Regions from separate parts of the Homo sapiens genome. Here region 2 is linked to region 1. A link is an interaction called in ENCODE POLR2A ChIA-PET data of the cell type or tissue named here. Cell type or tissue: PC-3. All regions are shown on one strand. Each heading gives the region's core, and the rest is flanking DNA. Links, peaks and the distances in the headings are about the cores only.

Evidence for each region. Peaks named below come from ENCODE experiments on the same cell type or tissue, not always from the same donor. Only the 100,000 strongest peaks of a DNase experiment are listed, where the experiment ranks them.
Region 2: POLR2A ChIA-PET joins it to region 1 with 5 read pairs; 3 of 35 experiments call an interaction of 5 or more read pairs at or near these places.

Annotation. Positions count from the first base shown.
Region 1 is chr3:106,856,741-106,864,499 of GRCh38, reverse strand. No RefSeq gene overlaps it. Among named protein-coding and RNA genes, the nearest start is that of LINC00882, 380 kb to the left of the region's middle. In PC-3, for the core only: a CTCF peak has its summit at 2,239; a DNase peak (open chromatin) is centred at 4,109.
Region 2 is chr3:107,042,482-107,050,240 of GRCh38, reverse strand. No RefSeq gene overlaps it. Among named protein-coding and RNA genes, the nearest start is that of LINC00882, 190 kb to the left of the region's middle. In PC-3, for the core only: no CTCF peak of the experiment used is centred there; no DNase peak of the experiment used is centred there.

The DNA of each region.
Region 1 (7,759 bases), core at 1,820-6,819:
CCTCCACCTCCCGGGTTCAAGCGATTCTCCTGCCTCAGCCTCCTGAGTAGCTGGACTACAGGCACCCGCCATCACGCCTGGCTAATTTTTGTATTTTTAGTAGAGACGGGGTTCCACCATATTGGCCAGGCTGGTCTTGAACTCCTGACCTTGTGATCTGCCCACCTTGGCCCCGCAAAGTGCTGGGATTACAGCTGTGAGCCACCGTGCCCGGCCCTTAGTTCAGTTTTAGTAAGGTTCCTGCTGGGTCAGTTTATCAAGACTTTCCCATCCTTGGTATCTGATCAAATTCCTAATTCCTTACCCTCAATATCTGATCACCTTGTCTTGTCTTCTGAAAGAATCCTGGTGAGCTGGTTTAGCCAGAATCCCCTTTACCCTTGATGTTTTCTCTTTGTAATTTTTTATCCACATACCCGCATGATGATCTTTGACTGTAAATCCCCATTTGTTCTTGTTATATTCAGAATGGAGCTCAGTTCTATTACTTTTCCCTTATTGCAATAATTCATGAATAAAATCTATCTTTTCTGCTTTAACTTCTGTCCAACTCCCTTCCCGATTTGTTTCCTTTGCATTTCGAGATTGTTTAGGACATCATATCCTAAGTCCTCACTGTTCTTTACATATGTCATGCTTTTGAACATCCTATGTGTTTACACTTGCTGCTCTCTTTGATGGAGATACTTTCCTCTTCTTTCTACTTACTGAACTCCTGTTCTTCCTTTAAGACCCAGCTCAAAACCCTTTCTTTGTGAACTTTTCCCTAACTCCTCTTCCATTCTGTATTTCCATAACACCATATAAAGAACACTTTTTACATTGTACTTTAGTTACTAGTCATTTTTCTATTTCTTCCACTAAACTGTGAATACAACAGTACCATCCATGTCTTATTCACCTGTGTATGTCTGTCTTTTCCATTTAGTATCTGTCCCGTAGTAGATATCCCATAGATTTCTTTGTTGTTAGATAAAAAAAAAAGTTCATTTAAATTTCTCTACACTACTAAATACAGAGTATAATTAAGTAGTTAATTGTATTCTGTATTCTGTGTATCCTGACACATTATACAGAGATAAATCTCTGGGAGAAAAGTATCTGTAAATGAAATTGAACATTGAACCGTAACTTCTTATTTTCCAAGTTGCTAGATCTTACTTTTGATAAATTATCAATCATTCTTATCAACTTTCTATCTGATCCATGACAAAATAGGAAATAATCTTTGAGTCAATATTTAATGCATTGCAGGGTTTACTATATTTAAAACAACTCTGGTATAAATCCTTTTATAAACTTGAGAGGGTTATAATATAAATAATTACTCCAAATTATAGCTTCACAATTTCTTAGACTGTGGATATGTTATAGTAGTAAAATGAACATATTCACTCATTTCTTGTCAAAACTAACTGGAAACATTTTCTTGCAATGATTGATATATAAGGACATTGAAACCCTAGTCAGTAGTTGAGACATTTCTAACTTTCTATCACAGATTTTTCACTTATTAAAAATAGTTTTTTATTGTTCACTGCTTTTCTTCTTGGGGGCAATTTATATCAAATTGCATGACTCGAACTTTGTTCAGGTTGAGAAATTGTGTATTTATGGTCAAAATATCTTCTCTTGTCTCTACGGCCTGTGTTTTATTTTTCTTTCTCTTTTTTTACATTCTCTTTCAGGTTCAATACTAAATGTGATGTCATTAAAGGGAAATTTTCTAAACAAATTTTAGAGAACTGAAGCAATTTCGTTGAAAGATTAGCTGCTACTAACACTTAAAATGTGAGATGTCCGTGCATCTTATATAGTCATTTGAATACATTAAATTTTTGAATCTCTAACAAAGAATGATTTAGTAAATTTTACATTAATAAAGTAAATGTTAATTAACAGACAATACTTAAAATGACTTCAAAATCTGCATGCTAATGTCAGCTCTTGGCAACAACAGTAAAAGTTGATTCATAAAAATGAGTCCTCAGGGTAGCTGCTTTTACGTAAACTGACTTCTCAAATGTATGAAAAATGGGAAGCATTGCTTCTTAGCTAAAACTTAATAAAGTGGTCACAGAAATGTCTTTCTGTGAAAAGGTAAGTTCTTAGGCTGTTTGGGCAAAGAGAATTCAAGGAAATGAACTCATCACTGCTGCCGCTTCTTGTCAAAATTTCATTGAAATGAATATAGTTCTTTTATCAAAATAAACATGACATGAATTCCAGAGCTCACTGTTCCTGTTTTTGCTGTTGGAGGTGCTGTTGGTTTTTCTTGCAGCTATAAATGATGCTGAAGGAATGCAGGCTAGAATCTAATGAATTTTATGCCGAGCAATCACAGAACCAGCATACTTTTCACTATCATCCCATTTATGGAAGGATTTTTGTTTTACAAAGCTATTGATACAGAAAAGTCTATAGAATTCGTGATGTTTGATCAAGCCTGGCAGGAAAAGTCTATCTTTTGGAGCACTGTACCCTCCAGTTACTGTATCTTTGTTTCTTTTGAAGATGTGAGAAATTGTATAGAAGGGGTGCTTTTTTAGGTAAGCTGATGGTAGTGCTAGATTATATTTAGAGGTATTTACTTAAGCACAAAGCTACTGGTGAAAGCCCAAGTGACTTATCACTCAGTAGAAAGATGAAGTAACAGGTTTTAACTCTGAAGACACTGCTACAAGATATGAAACGAAACAACTTATCCTTTTCAGGGAGAGTATTCATATTTACCAGAGAGAACAAAAGCCTAAAATACTAAGCTATTTGACTCAAAAAGGACTCAAAGCTCCAAGCCTTTGTTGAAAGTGCTTGTTCAGTGTAAAACCATTCCCGTGACTGTTTCTTTTTAATTTTTAATATTTTATTTCAATAGGTTTTTGTGGAATAGGTGGTGTTTGGTGACATGAGTAAGCTCTTTAGTGGTGATTTCTGATATTTTGGTGCACCCATCACTCGAGCAGCGTACACTGTACCCAATGTGTAATTTTTATCCTTTGCCACCCCCACCCTTTCCCCTGAGTCCCCAAATTCCAATGCATTATTCTTATTTGTAAGAGGTCAATAACTCAAATGATTTGATAAAAATCTTTTTGTGTACTCATCTTAGAAACAGAGACTAAAACTTGTTTCCAATGTATTACTTTGCGATGTTTTAAACAATGCCTCAGAAATATTTTATTTGGTGACCATATGGAACCTGACAGTGATTTGCATTTAAGGAGACTTCTTTAAAAACTGTTTGCATATAGAATAATTTAAGGGGGTCAGATTAAAGAGAGTTCCACACTTACGTTACTTCCATCCATTGTTTCAAGCCACAATTCAACCTTAGTTTCTGTTTTAGTTTTCTTTTTTTAATTAATAACACATAGAGCCAACTAGGCATGAGGCACTCTAAGGGAAGCGAAATGGAAAGAAAATGATTCTGCCTTTGAGGAGGTGCAATCTAACTGGGAAGAGAAGTCACAAATAATTGACTTTCTTGCTTGGTGTGTAAAATATGATAAAGCTGTACACATGGTTTATAGACGTGCTGATGGGTGTTGTAATGACCATTAATTCACTAACTCCATTTGGTTTTTAATATTTGGAAAATCATTAGGCAAGCTGCAGATGAGGGGCATATAACAATAGTATTTTGGACTATTAGTTGTGTGGTTCTCAATTTACTCTTTGCTGCTTTTAAAATACTTAGCAACACTGCTAGACCAAACATCAACGTTGTCTCTCTGTTTTTGTTTTTTTAAAGATTGATTTTGGTGTAAGTAATGAGATGGCAAAATTTCAAAGAAGCATACATGGGCTATTTTACCAGGTACATTAGAGTTGAGAACAATGTTGGTAGAAACCATTTTTGAATTAAGTACATTCATTGGTAAGTGTTCTTTTTCTTTTTTTTTTAATTAATAGGTTGGAAACTAGCATTTATAAAGTTAGTTATTTGAGCATTTTTGTGACTATCTGCTACTTTAGGAAGACCCTGTAAAAAGTAGAAAAAATAAGATAGGACAAAACTACATATGTATACATTCTATACATGACTTTGCTTACAAAACTCATTGGATAACTAATGCCAATGACTCACAGGTTTGAAATGAGATCAGTTACTCTATTTTCAACATATTCCATCTGATTACATGGTAAGGCATAGTCAGTGTAACCCTAAGGACAACAGCAGAATCATAGTGTATGTATACTACCTGAATTTATGTCTAGGGACTAGATTTAAAATTATCCAGTATTAATTATTGTGGTCAGTATGGTTTGAACAACCCAGAAAAGCTTTAATAAACTGCAGGAATTCAGTTGCTTTAAACCAACATGAGGGCAAAATGCACAGGCAAAATTTCTAGGACTTATAAAAGGGGACTATCCAAATCTTGTAGTAATAGTATTTGATAAGGAAGAAAAATGCTTTGAATAGGATGGAAAAAGAAGGCAGGTATCACTTTTCTCCTATTACATTCTTGCTTAAATCAAGTTTGTTTGAGAGAATGATTTTTGGGTTGAGATGGATTTTATTTACAGTTGAAATTTTTTAGGATTAAAAAAATGGCCTTTAAAGAAAATACATACTTGATGCTAAGACTAAAACAACAACAGCAACAAATAAATATCTCAATTCTAGTTCAGGTTAATTATTTTTCTAATTATTCATATCATTCAAGTTAATTCATTTTTCTCTAATAAATGATTATTGAGTATCCATGGACTATCTTTCTTAGTTGGGTTTTGGGCTTATTTCCCCTGCAAGATTATTTCTTATGAAAAATGTTTTGAAATTAGCTCTTTGCGATCTATGAACTATCTGGCTTATAATGTAAAAAGCAGCCATATAGGTTAAATAAAGTTTTAGTGTATATATATTTGTATGACTCATTAAGAAGCAATGTAGAATTTTAAGATTTTTTATAGTTAACATCATAATGCTTTAAAAATCTTTGAACTATAGGTCATAAAGATATTCCCTTATACTTACAAAATCTCTAAAACTTTGCTTTTCACATTTAAGTCATGAATTCATATTAATTGATTTTACATATGGAAAATTATCACTGTTTATTAAAGAGAACTTCATTTCCCCAGTGATGTGAAATGCCAGCTCTCTCATATGTTGTTTGGACCTATTTCTGGTCTCCCTAGTCCCACTCTATTGGGCAGTTTGGTTTTCTCTGAAATTATATCACATTGTCTTAATTCATCTAGTAATATAATAAGCTCTGCTTCTGCAATGACGGCAAGTCTACACTCCTTTTTCTTTTTCTTTTATTTAATTTTACTTTAAGTTCTGGGATACATGTACAGAATGTGCAGGTTTATTACATAGGCATACATTTGCCATGGTGGTTTTCTGCACCTATCAACCTGTCATCTAGGTTTTAAGCCCCGCATGCATTAGATATGTGTCCTAATACTCTCCCTCCCCTTACCTCCTAACCCCTGACAGGCCCCAGTGTGTGATGTTCTCCTCCTTGTGTCCATGTGTTCCCATTGTTCAACTCCCACTTATAAGCAAGAACATGTGGTGTTTGGTTTTCTGTTCATGTGTTAGTTTGCTGAGAATGATGGCTTCTAGCTTCATCCATGTCCCTGCAAAGGACATGAACTCATTCTGTTTTGTAGCTGTATTATATGGTGTATATGTGCCACATTTTCTTTATCCAGCCTATCATTGATGGGGATTTGGGTTGGTTCCAAGTCTTTGCTATTGTAAATAGTGCTGCAATAAACACATGTGTGCATGTGTCTTTACAGAAGAATGATTTATAATCCTCTGGGTATATACCCAGTAATGGGATTGTTCGGTCAGATGGTATTTCTGGTTCTAGATCCTTGAGGAATTGCTACACTATCTTCCACAATGGTTGAACTAATTTACACTCCCATCAACAGTGTAAAAACGTTTCTATTTCTCCACATCCTCTACAGCATCTGTTGTTTCCTGACTTTATAATAATCGCCATTCTAAAAGGCCTGAGATGGTATCTCATTGTGGTTTTGACTAACCTTTCTCTAATGACCAGTGATGATGAGCATTTTTTCATATGCTTGTTGGCTGCACAAATGTCTTCTTTTGAGAAGCATCTGTTCATATCCTTCACCCACTTTTTGATGGGGTTTTTTTTTCTTGTAAATTTGTTTAAGTTCCTTGTAGATTCTGGATTTAGACCTTTGTCAGACAGCTAGACTGCAAAAATTTTCTTCCATTCTGTAGGTTACCTGTTCATTCTGATGATAGTTACTTTTGCTCTGCAGAAGCTCTTTAGTTTAATTAGATTCCATTTGTCAATTTTGGCTTTTGTTGCAATTGTTTTTGGTGTTTTAGTCATGAAGTCTTTGCCCATGCCTATGTCCTGAATGGTATTGCCTAGGTTTTCTTCTAAGGTTTTTATGGTTTTGGGTTTTACGTTTAAGTCTTTAATCCATCTTGAGTTAATTTTTGTATAAGGTGTAAGGAAGGGGTCCAGTTTCTGTTTTCTGCATATAGCTAGCCAGTTTTCCCAACACCATTTATTAAATAGGGAAACCCTTCCCCATTGCTTGTTTTTGTCAGGTTTGTCAAATATCGGATGGCTGTAAATGTGTGGTGTTATTTCTGAGGTCTCTGTTCTGTTCCATTGGTCTATATATCTGTTCTGGTACCAGTACCGTGCTGTTTTGGTTACTGTAGCCTTGTAGTATAGTTTGAAGTCAGGTAGCGTGATGCCTCCAGCTTTGTTGTTTTTGCTTAGGATTGTCCTGGCTATATGGGCTGATTTATGGTTCCATATGAAATTTAAGGTAGTTTTTTTCTAACTCTACAAAGAAAGTCAATGGTAGTTAGATGGGAATAGCATTGAATCTATAAATTACTTGGGTAGTGTAGCCATTTTCATGATACTGATTCTTCCTATCCCTGAGCACGAAATTTTTTTCCACTTGTTTGTGTCCTCTCTTATTTCCTTGAGCAGTGGTTTGTAGTTCTCCTTGAAAAGGCCCTTCACATTTCTTGTAAGTTGTATTCCTAGGTGTTTTATTCTCTTTGTAGCAATTGTGAATGGGAATTCACTCATGATTTGGCTCTCTGCTTGTCTGTTGTTGGTGTATAGGAATACCTGTGATATTTGCACATTGATATTGTATCCTGAGACTTTGCTGAAGTTAATCAGCTTAAGGAGTTTTTGTGCTGAGAAGGGGTTTTCTAAATATACAATCATGTCATCTGCAAACAAAGACAATTTGAATTCCTCTCTTCCTATTTGAATACGCTTTATTTCTTTCTCTTGTCTGATTGCCCTGGCTAGAACTTCCAATACTATGTTGAATAGGAGTGGTGAGAGAGGGCATCCTTGTCTTGTGCTGGTTTTCAAAGGGAATGCTTCCAGCTTTTGCCCATTTAGGATGATATTGGCTATGGATTTGTCATAAATAGCTCTTATTACTTTGAGATATGTTCCATCAATACCTAGTTTTTTGAGAGTTTTTAGCATGAAGACATGTTGAATTTTGTCAAAGGCCTTTTCTGCATCTATTGAGATAATCATGTTTTTTTTGTCATTGGTTCTGTTTATGTGATGGGTTACATTTATTGATTTGTGTATGTTGAACCAGCCTTGCATCCCATGGATGAAGCCAACTTAAGCATGGTGGATAAGCTTTTTGATGTGCTGCTGTATTCTGTTTGGCAGTATTTTATTGAGGATTTTTGCATCAATGTTCAACAGGGTTATTGGCCTGAAATTTTCTTTTTTTGTTGTGTCTCTGCCAGATTTTGGTA
Region 2 (7,759 bases), core at 1,059-6,058, 190 kb before region 1:
TTAGCTCCCACTTACAAGTGAGAACATGTGGTATTTGGTTTTCTATTCCTGCATTAGTTTGCTAAGAATAATGGGCTCCACATCCATCCACGTCCCTTCAAAGGACATGATCTCATTATTTTTTATGGCTATATAGTATTCCATGGTGCATATGTACCACATTTTCTTTATCCACTCTGCCACTGATGGGTATTTAGGTTGATTCCATGTCTTTGCTCTTGTGAATAGCGCTGCAATGAACATATGCATGCATGTGTCTTTATGACAGAACAATTTCTATTCCTTTGGGATATACCCAAGAATGGGATTGCTGGGTCAAATGGTATTTCTGTTTTTAGGTCTTTGAGGAATTGTCACACTGTCTTCTGCAATGGATGAACTAATTTACACTCTCAACAACAGTGTATAAGCATTCCTTTTGCTCTGCAACCTCACCAGACATCTGTAAGTTTTGGACTTTTTACTAATACCCATTTTGACTAGTGTGAGGTGGTATCTCATCGTGGTTTTGATTCGCATTTCTCTAATGATCAGTAACGTTGAACTTTTTATCATATACTCATCGGGCACATGTATGTCTTCTTTTGAAAAGTGTCTGTGCATGTCCTTTGACCACTTTTTAATGGGATTTGAACAAATATTTATTATCTATTATCTGGTGAATACAGTACAAGATGCTGTAGATATAATGATAAACAAATTAATATCATTGCTGCCTTCATGTTGCTTATGGTCCGGTAATAAACACAGACGTTAATCAACTAATTACACAAATATATAATCAAAATGAGATGAAAGTACATGAAATGTATAGAATGTTATGGCAGACTATTTGAGGAGGATCTTGTGTAGGTTTGGATTATTTGGGGTCTAGAGAAGGCTTCCCAGGAGAAGAGGGAAGGCAGAGCAATGCAGAAATGGACGAGTACATACAAAGGACTTGAGATGAATGGAATCATGAAGTGTGAGGAATTTGAAGAAGTTTAAGTGTACCAGAAGCACACACAGGGAGGATAAGTGGAGGCCCGTATGAGCAAAATGTCTATGGTTGTATTAAAGACCATTTTTGAAAGAGAGTGACATGATCAAATTTTCATTTTAAAGTAACATTTTGGCCGCAGTATGGAGATTAGAGTAGACATGGGTGTTATGGACTGAATTGTGTCCACACACAATTCATATGCTGAGGACCCAAACCCCAATGTGACTATTTGGAGATAGGGACTATATGATGGTAATAAAAGTTAAGTGAAGTAAGAGGAAGGGTCTTAATCGGATAGGACTCATGCCTGTATAAGAAGAGGAAGAAACACCAGCGTGTGAGGTTGTGAGATCTTTCTCTTCCTCTCCCTTTCCCTCTTTCCCTACCCTGCACCTGTAACATCCACATAGAATAGGCCATGTGAGGACACAGAAATGAGGTGGCTGTTTGCAAGCCAAGAAGAGAGGCCTGACTAGAAACCAAGCTTGCTGGCACCTTGATCTTGGACTTCTAGGCTCCAGAGCTGTGAGAAAATGAATTTCTGTTGTTTAAGCCGCCCAGTCTGTGGTATTTTGTTACGGTAGCCTGAGAAGACTGATACAGGAAACTGTAATGGATATGAGAGTTCTGGGTAAGGGACCACAGCAGTGGTTCAGGTACGAGATAGTGGTAGTACGTATGACAGTGGGAATGGCAGAGAACAAGAAAAATTTACAAAATTGGGAGACTTTTCGTATGTGTAGAATTAACAGGATTTGGTGTTGGACTGTATATATAAGGTGAGAGAAAGAGGGATTAAACTTTGTGGCTTAAACTAGTGTGACCTGCACAACTAGATGAATGGCTTGCTCACTTTAAGAGTCACAAGAGGAGCATCAGGTTGGGGCCGTAACCCATAAGTTCAGATTCTCTCACATGAAGTTTTGGATGCCTTTGGATGTGTTGAAGAGACAGATGGGACTGGAGCTTAAAGAGAGAAATATTAAACAATGCTCACAGAATCTGTTGCTACGTGACTTCTCAGAATGTTTAATATGTGTAAATATATTATTGTGAATTGTGACTCTCTCATACAAGCTTATGGTTTCTTGCGGGTTTCTAAACATTGACCTCTTTTCTGAATGGAGAATCCCCCAGGGCTAGTAGTCTGTAGAATATAGTTGGTAAATGCTTGTCTGTAAGTGTATTTTTAATCGTTCTCTTTCCCTGCTGCTTGATATTAGTAGCTTTTGATTTTATTTAATAAGACATATTTTGGGCACATGATGGCCAGTGGATTCACAAGTTGTGGGAATGAAACAGAGAAGCATTCAAGACAAGAGCTTTGGCTATGAGCATTGCCAAGGTCCTATAGAGTGCCTGGTGGTAGCAGAGCTGAAAGCCCAGTGCAGAGCTGGAACAGCCCCTGCCTTCCAGGCCACTCCTAGATACTGTACAGAGAGAGAGAGTGATTAAACAACACCACCATCCTCAAGTCCTTGTCCCTCTATATAATTGTTGACTATTTTTCAGAGCTATACCATTCCTGAAGTTGAATCTATCTTAAAAACTTAAAACATGAATGTCTTTCTTGCACTGGCCTACACCAAGTTTTCAAAGTTATTACCTAGAGGTTCAAGTGAATTGAGTTTTATGGGCTTAGAATTTAGATAAATAGAACTTAATAAGTTATAATTCTCCTTAATGTTTCTGGCAAATATACTGTGTGCAACTTTCTACAACTGACTTTTTCATTCAACTTATATTCTAGAAATTTATTCATCTAACTACACATAAATTTATCTATTTTTAAGCTACTGCATAATATTCTATAGCATAACTATGTCAAAATATATTTAGACATTTAATTATATTCAACTACATTAAAAAAAACACCGTATATACCAGGTAAATTAGTAGCAGATACAGGAAGAGGAAGATCAAATATAAGAATTAAATCATTCTGCCTGCTCTTTGCCCCAAAGCTTATAAAAGCTACAAAAAGTTTACTATATTCATATTAATTACCTCCTCTTCATGTTTATTTTTGAGAGAAAAATGACTGGATAAACAAATTTCCAGAAAAACTCTTTATGCTAAATTTTATTCCTAATGTCAAATCCTCCATGCCATTTTTCTAGTTGTTCCAAAAAATATGATCTTTCACTTTTTTAGTGCTTCCTCTCCACTCCAATTAAATCACTTGGAAGCCTGCATTGGAGTTATTTATGAGAGCTTATTAAGGCACACAGCCTCTGCCTTTGTGTCCCTCGCAGTGCCTTGCTCAATGTGGTCCCACAGATATTTTTGGTTGGATTTTGAATTAAACTAGATTACTTTTTCAATTCTGGTGATTGGGTGACCAATGTGTTCTTGAGCTTCATGTGTGTCATTACCCTTCAGAGAGACAATTTTTCTTTTGAGTGACAGGTTTGGAGGTTAATGGTTTAAACATTTCCCAAAGCAGATCTATTAGTGATCCATGCTTTCTAATACCCCCTTCCACCTTGCTCTGCACTGTCTACATGAAGTATGGCCGCAGAATAATTGCTAGATAGTTGGAGATGTTGAACTCAATTATCAATTGCTACGAAGTAGAGAAAAGAAATTACATGAGCCATAGTTTTCATTAGGAAATATTCATAGAAATGAGGTTCAACCTGTGTTACAATAAAATGTTAATAAGACTTTTAAGAAGGCAATTAAAGAAACATGTTTACTTCTGGGATAACTGAATTCAAATCTATTATTCTTCAATTTGGCAAAAAAGGGTAGTTTGGGGGTGATTTAAGTGTAACATAGGTATATACTTGCTTTTCTCCAGGAAAACTTCCATTGTTATGAAGTTTCTACATGAATAATTTTAATTTTTTGAGATCTCCCTGTGGCAAAAATAAAACAATCAGAGGCATATTTATATACTTGCTCATACCTTTCCGCTGTAATATGTTTAGTAGCAATTTAAATTACCTTAATTTAGGGAGGCTCAAATCCCCTAAGATCCTTCGCTGTCCATGTGAAGATCAGAGTCAAGGAAAAATGACACTGCTCAGAGCTTAGAAATTCTCAGGCAGAGGCAGAAGTGGGAAGTCAAACTATCTGCCAAGAATTAATAAGCTAAAATAGGATGAGAGGAGTTCCTTCTTCCATTTTTTTTCATACTCCTTCCTTCACTGACTCTAAGCAGCTGTGGAAACTGTCAGTGCCCTGCCACTGTGCATGGCAAGCCTAGCATCAGCTGAACTCGTTGGCTTGTGAGTGCTGCCTTTGTCAGTTTCACTCTTGGCATCATGGAACGTGACCAACCTGGGTGTGAATGCTGCTGAGCTGCTCTTCTGAAATGTCAGAAGATACTATTGATTGCAACTCTGGCATTTTATAACGATAGTAAGTTCCTTGACAGGCTCTCTAGGCTCTAGCTTGGCCATTTACACTACAGGGGAGAAGGGACATTTCTTATATTGTGTGTGCATTTTTAGCTTTTTAAGGCAGAATTCTGGAATCAGCAGTCACTTTTTGTTGGAATTGCTAATGCCATAGGTTCAAATTATACAGTATGCACTGTATACCACTGTATAACACACTGGTCACCATGACTTTGGATATAAATCATCAGTAGGAAGCAAAGTCAGTATTATGTTGAACCCAAAGGAAGGAGATGAAGGCTACAGCATGAACACAGTAAGCCTGAGGTTAAAGAACCCAGGCTCTTCTGAGTTTTAATCTAGCATATTCTGAGCTTCTTAGATTGAGTCTTTCTTCATTACCACATTCTTCTATAAATTACAGGCAAATCGAAGACAGATAATGTCTTCTCACTCTTTAGTATAAAACTACTGGTACTGAATTCTGAGTATTTTGGTCACACTGTGTATTCATAGGTATTATTCTTGTTGGTGATCGCAGCAACTGTGCAGATAATTGCAGAGTTATCATCTCGATATGATTCCTTCTGTGATTAAAAAAGTTGAATATGTAAATGTAATTCTGGAGAGCACTGCCTTTAAATTTTATTATAAATTTTCCACACACAGTTATGCGAATCTAGGACTTCATAAGCGTCACTTAATGGTAATGATTGTCAGCTTTGTGGGAAATTTTATCTTTATAGATGGACTGAAAGAATATACAGAATTTTACATTTGTGGGAAATACAGTGTTGATGAAATACCTAATTAGGAGGATGATCTTTTCTGAGAGGGAAACAAGTAAATCTTCTGTTTCTTTCTGCTTAAAAAGAACATTAATGTTCCCTCATCTCTTCCTGAAGCCTTCCTCAGGATGGAGATACCATCTGAGTCACGTGTCTCAGAGTGAGAAAGCAGTGGAGTGCAGATGCAGGTTTTTTTTATCCTAGTGAAATGAAATACCAATTTTCTGGGATAAACTGTAAGTTCAGAGAAAATAGAATTTCCTGGCATGACAATTTTGGACATTCTTTGAGTGTTCATCAAAGAAGGCTGTGAATTGCTTCTGTCAGTATGACTGGCACAAGCTCTTACAATTGTTGACAGCTTGCAATTCTTTTTACTGACTTTGAAACAAATTATTGACAATATAATGCAGTAACTTTCATGTTAATGCAATAACAAAAATAAATGATTGAATACAAATTTTCAAATAATACCTCATACTTAGAAATTAAACTTCAGAATGACCTATATTTATTGTCATTCAATGACCATTTGATTGTATCAGGGTTTGCACTTGATTTCAGTTCTAAACAAGTTTTAGAATTTGAGGTGGTCTCCAAGGTGTCTACATAGTTGTATCGGTTTGGGCTAACACTGTCATTAATTCTGCTGGATAAATTGCTTATGACTTATGCTTTTACTCAGTGGCTGCTATATTTCAAATTATGTTGTAAATTGTGCTTTAGTCAGATTGTTTCTATGTCACAGCTAGCTGTGTTCTTATATGCTGTAAAATTGTTTGTATTGTAATAAAGTTCACTTCTTGATTTATCATACTTTTACAAGCCAAGATCTCAGATGATAACACATATTTATTACGGTGTTTAATGCTGCTTTCCACCTTTTGATTAAAGACTTATTTAGTCAACTAAAATGGGGTTTGATTTAAATTCCAATTAACCTTTTACTTCCTCTGTGCTTTTTCAGTGCATAGTGTTATTGTACCTTGATAATAGAGTACAGTTTTATTCCTTAATTCACTGAAACCAACTATATTAAGCCAGTTTGAGGCTCTGAACTCCAGTTATACTGCTGGGATGACTAAACTAATCGTTGTGAAATAAAATAAATGGTTCCCTTTATACAATTCTTAAACTTTATTTTCTGAAATTTCTGGAAATATGAATAAGCTATTTCTTAATAAAAGTTATTAAAAATATGAGTTACAGTTTTGCAAACTTGGATGAGCATCGTATGAATCTAGCTTTTGACACCACCACCTATTCAAACATATTTAATGCTTACCTTATAAGGTGCTTACCTTATATTCAATTTAATTCAATAAGACCTGGGCACTTGAGGCCATTGTAGTATGAAGCTGAATGGCATTTCCTAACTATGAAAAACTCAGTACCTAGCAGGGAAGACAAGTACATGAATAATTAGTATATTACATGGTAAGTTCTGATGAAGTAGTATATATGAAGTAGGGTGCAATACTAAGAATGGAGAATCTGATCTGAGACAACAGGAGAAGGCTTTCCATGAGAGGCGGGGCATTTGAATTATGTCAAAGTAAGAGTCTATCAGACACATGAAAGGATAGGGGATGAAATTCCAGGCAATAGAATAGCATAATCAGAGGCAGAAAGCAATGAAAGTGTATCGTGGATCTGGAAAACTCTGAGTAGTCAGGAATAAATAGTTCGTGGTATGTCTGTGGGAGATGGGGAAGGTGGGGTAGAAAGGTTGGTATAGGAAGGGTAGTATATTAAGATAAAAAGTTTGCATAGCCACATGGCTTTTTTTAAACTCTTATTTTAAGTTCAGGTTTATATGTGTAGGTTTGCTACATAGGTAAACTTGTGTCATGTGGGTTTGTTGTACAGGTTATTTCATCGCCCAGGTATTAAGCCTAGTACTCATTAGTTATTTTTCCTAATCCTCTCCTTCCTCTCTGCCTCCATCCTCCACTTGGCCCTAGTGTGTGTTGTTCCTCTCTATGTGCCCATGTGTTCTCATTATTTAGCTCCCATTTGTAAGTAAGAACGTGTGGTATTTGGTTTTCTGTTCCTGTGTTAGTTTCCTAAGGATAATGGCCTCCAGCGCCATCCATGTCTCTGAAAAGACATGATCTTTTTCTTTTCTATGGCTGCATAGTATCCCATGGTGTGTATGTACCACAATTTCTTTAACCAGTCTACCATTAATAAACATTTGAGTTGATTCCAGGTCTTTGCTATTGTGAATAGTGCTGCAGTGAACATACGTGTGCTTCTATCTTTATAATAGAATGATTTATATTCCTTTGTAATGGGATTGCTGTATCAAAAGCATTTCTTCTTTAGGTCTTTGAGGAATCACCACACTATCTTCTACAATGGTTGAACTAATTTACACTCCTACCAACAGTGTATAAGTGTTACTTTTTCTCTGCAACCTTGCCAGCGTCTGCTATTTTTTTCACTTTTTACTAATAGCCATTCTGACTGGTGTGAGATGATATCTCATTGTGGTTTTGATTTGCATTTTTCTAATGATTAGTAATGTTGAGCTTTTTTTTATTATTATACTTTAAGTTCTGAGGTACATGTGCAGAACGTGCAGGTTTGTTACATAGGTATACACGTGCCATGGTGGTTTGCTGCACCCATCAGCCCATCAT